2 separate regions of the Homo sapiens genome follow, and region 1 is linked to region 2. Evidence: read pairs that join two places in POLR2A ChIA-PET (ENCODE). Cell type or tissue: Caco-2. All regions are shown on one strand. Links, peaks and the distances in the headings refer to the core of each region. The heading gives the core; the rest is flanking DNA.

Evidence for each region. Peaks named below come from ENCODE experiments on the same cell type or tissue, not always from the same donor. Only the 100,000 strongest peaks of a DNase experiment are listed, where the experiment ranks them.
Region 1: POLR2A ChIA-PET joins it to region 2 with 6 read pairs; 7 of 35 experiments call an interaction of 5 or more read pairs at or near these places.

Annotation. Positions count from the first base shown.
Region 1 is chr11:69,112,950-69,117,328 of GRCh38, forward strand. No RefSeq gene overlaps it. Among named protein-coding and RNA genes, the nearest start is that of MIR3164, 32 kb to the left of the region's middle. In Caco-2, for the core only: no CTCF peak of the experiment used is centred there; DNase peaks (open chromatin) are centred at 2,152 and 3,961.
Region 2 is chr11:69,286,250-69,290,628 of GRCh38, forward strand. No RefSeq gene overlaps it. Among named protein-coding and RNA genes, the nearest start is that of MYEOV, 5.7 kb to the right of the region's middle. RefSeq lists an enhancer at 481-2,662. In Caco-2, for the core only: no CTCF peak of the experiment used is centred there; a DNase peak (open chromatin) is centred at 2,142; H3K4me3 peaks cover 535 bases.

The DNA.
Region 1 (4,379 bases), core at 131-4,130, 170 kb before region 2:
CACTCCAGCCTGGGCAACAGAGCGAGACTCCTCCCCACCCCCCCAGCAAAAACAGCAATAAAACAGGGGCTCTCTCTACGTCCTGGACAACCATGGGGTCTGGGTGTCCTCTTCTCCACCTTTCGGCCTCCAGGCCTGGCCAGGACACTGTCCTGTCCTCGTTGTAAGACTTGCATTTTTGACGTTCTCTACCTACAAAAGGTTCGTGCCAAAGTGCAGCTTTTGGTCGGGTTGGGAATCCTCAGGCGGCTTCTTGGACAGGAGGGTTGGGCAGGTCGATGGGGTGGGAGTTGGGGAGCAGCCACACTCATGAATAGATTCTCGTTTTGCACTAATCAGATTTTCTAGCAGAGCTTCCAGAAATGTCGTTCTCTTGCAGAATCAAAGGCAATTGCAAGGCATTAAAAACCAATGTGCCTTCAGTGTGTGGGCTCCCGGTCTCACCCCCAGCTGGTTCATGTTGCCGCCCAGTCCCGTCTCAGACCTCCTTAGGCCGCCTGTTCTCCCTCCCCGCCCTCAGCTCAGTGCCATCTCCCCTCCCGGCAACTCCCTGTTCTAACTCCTCTCATTCTGGGACACGTGGCCTCTGGTGGGCACTTCCAAATGGTCAGTGTTGTCACTCACCCTGGGCTTAGAACTGTCTATGGCTCTTCAGGATTCAATCTAAGAGAAAAGCCCCAACCCCTGGTTTGAGCCTAGAATGCCCAGCGAAGCCCGGCCCCTCCTTTCCCCACACCTTCACTCAGGGCAGCCTCGAGAACGTCCTGCAGCTGCCTGGACATGGCACCGCTGTCTCTCTCTGTGCGTGTCCACTGCTGTTCCCTCTGCTGTCTCTCTCTGTGCGTGTCCACTGCTGTTCCCTCTGCTGTCCCCTCGTCCCCACCTGGCCAACCTGCCCCACCCCGACGCCCCTCTTCAGGAGGCCTCCCCTGTCCCTGTCTCTGGGCTCTAGTGCTGCATTCATCACGTTATTCCCTTTCCATGAGTCTCATTTCCTCCTGGGTCTCCTTCCACCTCCATGCATTCTGGGGCCAGAGGCAGCTCTGAGCACTGTGGCCGAGGGATAGACGGACCAGTATGTGGGGAGGTGGGTGAGGGGTGTGCAGTTTTATAGCTCAGCCCAGAACATAGGCGGTGGAGCCAGATGGACCTGGGCTCGAGCCCAGCCCTCGCAGCTGTGTGATCTGAACAAGTTACCTAACCTTTCTGAGCCCGGTTTTTTCATGTTAGCAAACAGGCTGTGCGACAGCCCTTCTGGAAGGTCAGGGAGGCTGTGGCCCAGCTCTCGCTCGGAAGTGCTCAGTGATGGGTTTGGAATATTGTGGGGACCGAGGGGTAGGGATGTTTTCCCTGACTGCGTGAGGATGACCCTGGTGTGTGGAGCAAAAAGGCAAGCTGGCCCCCGGGCGTAGGGGCTGGGGGTGCCACAGGGAGGTGCTTTTATGCTCATGCCTTCCAGAATGGGAGAGCCCCAGGCCTCACCCAGGAAAGAGAAGGACCTGTGCCAGGTGCCGGCTTCATGTCCAGCTCTGCCACCCTCTTTCGTAGGGATCCAGGGCCCCATTGTTCACATGGGGGTGGCCTCTAGGCTCCTGATGATCTCTTGGGAGCTGCCCTTGGTGATGCCGAGCTGCCTACAGGGGTCCTTCTGGGGCCTGAGGCCAGGTGGTCACTGGGCCCCTGCCCCTCGGCCCCTTTGTGAACCCAGCAAAACCTGCACCTTTGGCGCATGACCTCCAGCTCCTTGGGAACCTATGGCTGCTCTTCCAGAAGTCCCTCTACCTGGCAATGGGCCCTCCACCGAGAACTCCTGGTGCTGAGATGGACGGATCATGATTTCCTTCTGTCTGCACCAGGCTTTGCTTAGGAGAGAAAATGCCAGAAACAAAAAGGCTTTTCTCACTCTCAGCCTTAACATAGGATTTATTATGAATAAATGAAACTCCCTTGCAGGGCAGTTGCTCTGCGACCAGCGTGGCCTAGGAAGGCTCAGCTCCAAGTGATCAGCTCTGTCCTACAGAGACTGAAGCTTGGAGCAGCTGGTGACAGGACCACGGGCACGTAGCCTGGATTGGGAGAAGTTGGGAGTGGCGATCACTAGTGTTTGCGGAGCACTTGCTAGGAGGCCTGAGCCAAGGATGTTATCTTATTGATGTACGTTATCTTATTTAATCAGAGCCTGCCAAACATCCCAGTCTGCCCCAAAGTCCCGGGCGACACCTGTCGCCCTGGCGTCATCATTAATAACCCCCGGAAGGTGAAAACTCTCAGAGTGCCCTTGTGGAGCTGAGAAGGAGCACGGTTTCACTGTGCTTAGTCCTCTGTCGAGCCCTCTGGAATATCCCTATGATGTGGATGAACAAGCTGTGGGTCAGGGGGATGGAGGGACTTGCCCAGGGTCACCAGCTCGGAGGCAGGGTTGGATTCCAGGATTTATAATCTCAGAGGTGGGATTTAAAGCCACGACCCTCTAATCCTTCCCAAGCAACAGAAGGCACGGAGTGTGTTCGCGGTGTCAGGGAGGGTGGTGGGAAGGCAGGGGCGGAGGTCCCTTCGGAGGCCTGACCTTCCCAGGACCCCTCACCAGCGGTCAGCAGCCGGGGTCCCGGGAAGAATTCTGCCGAGAGAGAGCTTTTTCCCCTTCAAGGAATAAAAAGCACACACACACATTCCTCCGAATCAAAGGTGTGTCCAGAGAGAGGGAGGGCAAGGCCCCTTGACCAGCAGCTGCCAGCAGCCTGGGCACATGACAGCCCCTGAAGGCTGCTGGCACCGACTCTGGCCAGGCATTTGCAGTGGACGGCGGTGCCAGGACAGGGAGGGCGGCCTTTCACCAGCTTGGCACCTCTGCCATGTGACGGCCGCCTCCCCTGGGGGAGGGCGGGGCCGCTCCTCTCCCAGCAGGCGGGTGCAGCCCCAGGGGTGCTGCAGGCCACTGCGGGACCTTCAGCGTCCGGCTCCCGGCACTGGCCTCTGTGCCCTGGCCGTTCCTGGGGTGGGGCATGGGTCAGGAACTCGCACTCTCACTCTCGGGAGATAGGAACTCAGTCCCATTCATAACCCCACCGTGTAACCTGGAAGGCACTTTGCAGTTTACAAAGGCCGTCATAGCCAGGGTCCTTGAAGGAGGCGTGTCACCGTCCACTCTCCAGAGAGCAGCCTGCGGCCTGGGAGGTGGGCTTCGCCTCCTCGACGTCACATGTTGGGGGCTGTTTCCTCGTTGACTTCCAGTGCAGGGCTGTGATCTGGAGTCCAGGCCTTGCTGGCCGGGACCCCCAGGACAAGGGTGGCCGTGACATATGTTCTGGCGCCTTCAGTACTAGTGAAAGAAACGAGCCGGCCGTGTCAGCTGGGAGATTTCTTGCGGCTGCCGTAACAAAAGATCACAAACTGGTGGGGGCTGGAAACCACAGAAATGCCTTCTCTCCCAGTGCTGGGGCCGAAGCCCGATATCTAGATGTAGGCAGGGCTGCGCTCCCTCCGACTGCTCCAGGGAGGGACCCCGGCCTCTGTCTGCCCTGGTGCCTCCAGGTGCCCTGTGGCTTGTGGCTGCCCCGCTCCAGTCTCCGCCTTGTTTTCATGTGGCCCCCATCTCTTCTCCCTGTGTCTCTCCTCTGAGCCTTCAGGAGGAGGCTGGTCATTGGATTTTGGGTTCTCCAGGATGATCTCACCTCAAGGTCCTTAATTGCATCTGCAGATGCCTGTTTCCAAATAGGGCCACATTTGGTTAGGACGTGGACACGTCTTTCGAAGCCACCATGCAGGCCGCTACAGGAGGTTTCATGAATTCATCTCAATTTCCAGAGGACCTGGTGTTGCTTGGCCGGCCCCCTCCAGCAGTGACTGGAGGTTGCTGAGTAGCAGAAGCTTTAGGTGGGGCAGGCCCTCACCTGTCTGCCACAGCGAACCCCACCCCTGACCCCCGACCCTGCCTGGGACCCCTGACCTGGTCTTCCCAGTCCATTTCACAGCCAGGTAAACTGAGGTAGCTCAGGGTGAGTTATTGCCAGGCCTGGGCTGCCCAGGGCACCCGGCCCACGGGGCAAACCCCAACACAGCCCTCAGTTTACCAATTCTCGTCACATGGAAGCCACCTGGGGGCTTCCCAGGGTGTTCTGTCTGCCCCCCTGTCCCCAAGGGTACCTTGTGTCAGGTTGGGATGACTCAGAATAATCAAATATGGCCACGTCTTTTGGGATGAGCAGCCATTTATCGTTTATCCTGGGGATCAGAGTTTTTTCCTCTGTAAAGCTGAATAATGTCGCCTGGTATAGCCCTAGGTAGTGTTACTTTGAAGGCTGAGAGAGAGAATGTGAAAGCGTTTTGGAGCCTGAAGAATACAGAAGGGAGAGACGTGGTGAGCATCAGGGTAGTGCAGT
Region 2 (4,379 bases), core at 134-4,133:
GCTCCCCCCACCCCATTCTCCAACCTCACCTCTTTGCATCCCTCCATCCCTCGCCCCTCATAGTCCAGGGATCCTGAACACCTGTGCTTCCCCAAACCTCTCCCGCTTCCAGGCCTCTGCACACGCAGCTCCCTCTGCTTCTCCAGCCCTTCAGAAATGGGCCAGTGACAGAGCTCTGTGCTTCCCACACCGTCGCCTCTTCCGGGGTTCAGAGGATTCAAGGCCCCACTTCCCAGTCTCCTCGAGACCATGGAACTCGATGCCTGTACATCGCGCCCAGCCTGCGGCGGCTGGAACCAAATGTGAGTGCTCTGCATTCCTTCCCACGGCTGGAGGCGGCCCAGATCCTCGAGCCAATGCTGAGGGGACACCCATCAAGGATGGCCTCTGTGACAGCGTGACGAGAGTGGGGATGGGCCTTTGCAGCGTGAAGGTTCTGAGATCTGCGGGCCTGTCTGTTGCCTGAGCACAGCCGAGCTCATCCAGGCTCACTCAACGTCCTGCTCTAGAGAGACCTTTCCCTGGGGAGTTTGCTGGCCCTGCCTGGGTGGCATCAGGTGCCCCCCTGGGCTTCCCCAGCTCTTGGCCTTTGCCACCATGGCCCACTTTGCTAGCATCACCCTCTCAGGGGACAACCTCCTGGCCTGGCTGGTGGAGCCCTGGGGGCGAGCCCCGTGCCCACCCTGCTTGCGCCTCCAGCTCCGGGGCCCTTCTCGAGACTGGCCCTCCTGGGGCTCATGCCCCGCCTGCTGAGCCTGCTGAGAGACTGCCCTCAGCAGGCCCCCTCCCCGATGCCCGCGTGCACATTCTTCCTTCCAGAGGAATGTCCCGGGCCCAGGTTCCCACAGAGGTGCCTGAACTGAGGGGAGTGACTCTCTGGACCCTGGCAGTTGTTCTGCTGCAGAAAAAGCCATTCTTTTGAACTCTGCTGAGTGAGCTCACAAACAGGGCATAACCGAGACGCGGGAATGCCTGGGTCGCCGCGCAGTCACCGGGCAGGGCCGCCCTCCCCTGTGGGTCAGCAAAAACGGTGTCAAGTGAAACCCATTCTAATTAAAGGGAACATTAAGCAGGGGCCTTTTAAACATGGCCATTTCCGAAAGTTCTCTCTTGATACCAATTAATTCCCAGAGGAAGGAGTGGAGGCGAGGGTGGGGGGAGGGAGCTGAAAGCCCTGGGAGAGCCTAGTCCCCCACCTCCAAATGCTCACTCTGCATTTATCTAGAAATCCATCTCAGCAGTCATTTAAAGACCCCAGGAAAACTTCTCCAGGCCCTAGCTCTTCAACCGTTTAATGAACAATGCCCCACGCCACCACCCTCCCCCGACTTCCTGGGAAAAGAGATGAAAACCAGAGGGGCCAAAAACGTTGCTGCGATGTGAACTGGCTGAGAGATGGTACCGGGGAGGATTGGTCAAGAGGTGGCTGGGTCACATAGATGTTCCTCCGACATCGGTGGAGCGACTTTTGTGTGCCAGGTACTGGCACCCACCTGGTCAGCCCACCAGGGTCTGACCCTCCTCTCTGCCCTCTTGGCTGAGATAGCTGGAAAACTGTAGTAACTACCACCATGTGCACCATGTACGTCACTGTGCTTCAGATGATAAATCATGCACCTAACCTTGCTCTGCCTCCATTTCTATGTGTGTGTGATAGACAAAGACAGAGAGAGGATGACAGCTGTCTCATCCTCCCTTTGTGCTAGTTACCACAATTTTCCAACTCTCTTGGCCAAAAGTAGCCAGAGAGCAGAAAGGAGGGTTGGACTCCGGTGGGCTTCACGTAGGCTTCATGATAAGGTGAGGTGTTCATCTAATTCAGAAGAGTGATTCAGACCCCAAACACCCTGAATCCATCAGTTGCCTGAGCATTAAAGTGAGGATTCTGCAATCAATTAGTTATGTCTGCCACGAGAACAGCATGGCACAACCAATACATAGCCTGTGTGCCGGGCCTGAGCAGGTGCTGCTCTAAAATTGAAACTGAAGTGGTGTTTGAGGAAAAATTATGAAAGCAACTGGACAAAGCCATTGAACTTTCTTATCTCAAGGGCCTGGAGTAGCTTGTGACATGTCCTGAGATAAGAACCCACACTATCCCCACCCATTGCCCGGGTCACCCGATGGCCTCAGACACCTGTGAAAGCTAAACCCAGACCTGTGAACCACACCCTCTAGCTTTATGGTGCCGCTCCCAGCCTCCAGCCTCTCCCTTGGGCCCCATGTAGCTGCCGGCTCACTGTCTATAGTGCACTTCAGTTAAGCCATCGTCTGAGTAAGTCTTGGAAGGGACCAAAGTTGGGACACGAATCTTGTCCGGAAGCAAGGTCCAGGGGCTTCTGACCCAGGGAGGTGGGCATGACTCATGCTGAGCAGCCGAAGCTCCCTGACTTGCCGTGTCTGCTCCGGCCTCTGCATCCACCTGTTGCCTCTGCCTGGGCTGCTTCCTCTTGCCTGCGCAGCCTGGAAAGCTTCTGCTAGCTCTGCAGCACTGACAGCAAAGCCCCCCGCCCTCCCTGGCCCAGCTCCTCCGAGCTCCGGCATCGTCTCGGACAGCCCCATGCTTTGCACTGAGAAAGCCCCATGCTTTGCATTGAGATGTTTACTGTGTTGTAAACCACCTGTATGCAAAGAATCTCTCTCCTTTGCTCCATTCCTGGGGCCCATCACAGAACGACTGAGTTTCACCTTTGTGCCCATCCCCTGCCAGCCATTGTCTCTGAGTCTCTCTCCCAGAATGCATGGAAACAGGGATTTGGTTCCTTTTTGTTTCTGACAGTGCTGGCACAGGGCCAGGTGTCCAGTTCACCCTCAGTCCCGACTCACAGAAGCAAGACCCTCTTGGTTTCTAAAATGCACCTTTTACAATTGTTGAAGGAATGCCTTCTTCAACCCCTCTGCAAGGCTCTGGAGGACCTTGGTAGGTGGCTCTACCAGTGTGAATGGACAGGGTCCCTCTCTGCCCCAGGAGCAGCAGGGGCCTCCAGCCAGCCTTCTGTGTTGCTCCTTGCGGGAGAAATTCCTACTTGGGGTGCCAGCCAGCAAGGCAGAGAGGCAGGTACCTATTTCAGTGCTATAGGGCTTGGCCTGGACACCCTCTGTCATGTGTGTGATAATCATAACACAATGTCGAGATCAGCATCTGATCACCACCCAGGGCTTCTTAAACACGTACTCTGTGCCAGGCACTGAGCTACGCACTTTTTAATGAATCACTTAGTTCACTCTCTCACTCACAACTTGCTGGCATCCATCTTGCTTTACTGTTGGGGAACGGGAGGCCCAGAGAGGTGGTGCAAGGCAGTGATTTGAACCAAGGCCTCCCTCTTGCTCTCCACAGCTCATGCTCTCACTGTGGCACCTGCTAATTCTGCAGCACCCAAGCAGGTCTGGGTGGAGAGGCAACCGGCTCCCCTGCCCCCATCCCAGGAGGAACCCAAGCCTCAGGAACCTCCTGAGGAAAGGCCCCACTGGCCATGACCTTCAAAGATCCCCCGGAGACCACCTGCAGGCATACCCGTATTAGTTATCTATCGGCATAACAAATCGCCACCAACTCAATAGCTTACCACAACCCCAGTTGCAAGTTCAAAGTGCTGCAGGTCAGACATCCAGGCACTGCTTTGTGGGTCTTCTGCTCGTGGTCTCACGTGGTGAAAATCAGGGTGTCAGGCAGACTGGGCTCCTTCTGGGGGATCTGGGGAGGAGTCTGCATCCACGCTTATCCGGGTTGTTGGCCGAATGCAGTTGCTTGCAGGTGCAGCTGTAGGATTGACGTCCCTGTTTCCTGCTGACTGTTGGCTGGGGCCACTCTCAGCTCCCTTGGCTGCCCACATTCCTTGCCATGTGGTCCCCTTCATTTTCCAAATCAGCAGTGGTTCTCATCGTCCAATTCCCGACTTCCACTTTGAGGACCAGATGGAGAAAACACCCTACTTGTAAAAGGCTCATGTGATGAGGTCAGGCCCATTAGGTTAGTGTCCCTTTCTCAAAATGAACAAGTCAACAGTGCCATCAAACACAATCCTATCATAGAGTGTTCATCATATTCACAGGGGCAGGGACTATGTAGGGCATGTATACCAGAGGTGTGGGTCTGGGGACCATCATAGAATTCTGCCTCCCACAATTTTAAAAATTAATTCAGCATCAGTTCTTACTTTTCCCAAGAAGATCGCACCATATTGGGCTGGGGTGGGGCATGGAGAGGGCCACTGGCTTCACATAGCCTTGGTTCAGAATCCTGGCTCTGATCTCCAACGGCTTATGGCCTTGAAGAGGCAGCATGACTGTTCTGGGCCTCAGTTTACTCATCTGTAAAATGGAGTGAGGGCCACTGGCAGGGCAGCTGGAAGGTTAAATGGGATCATGCAGGTAGA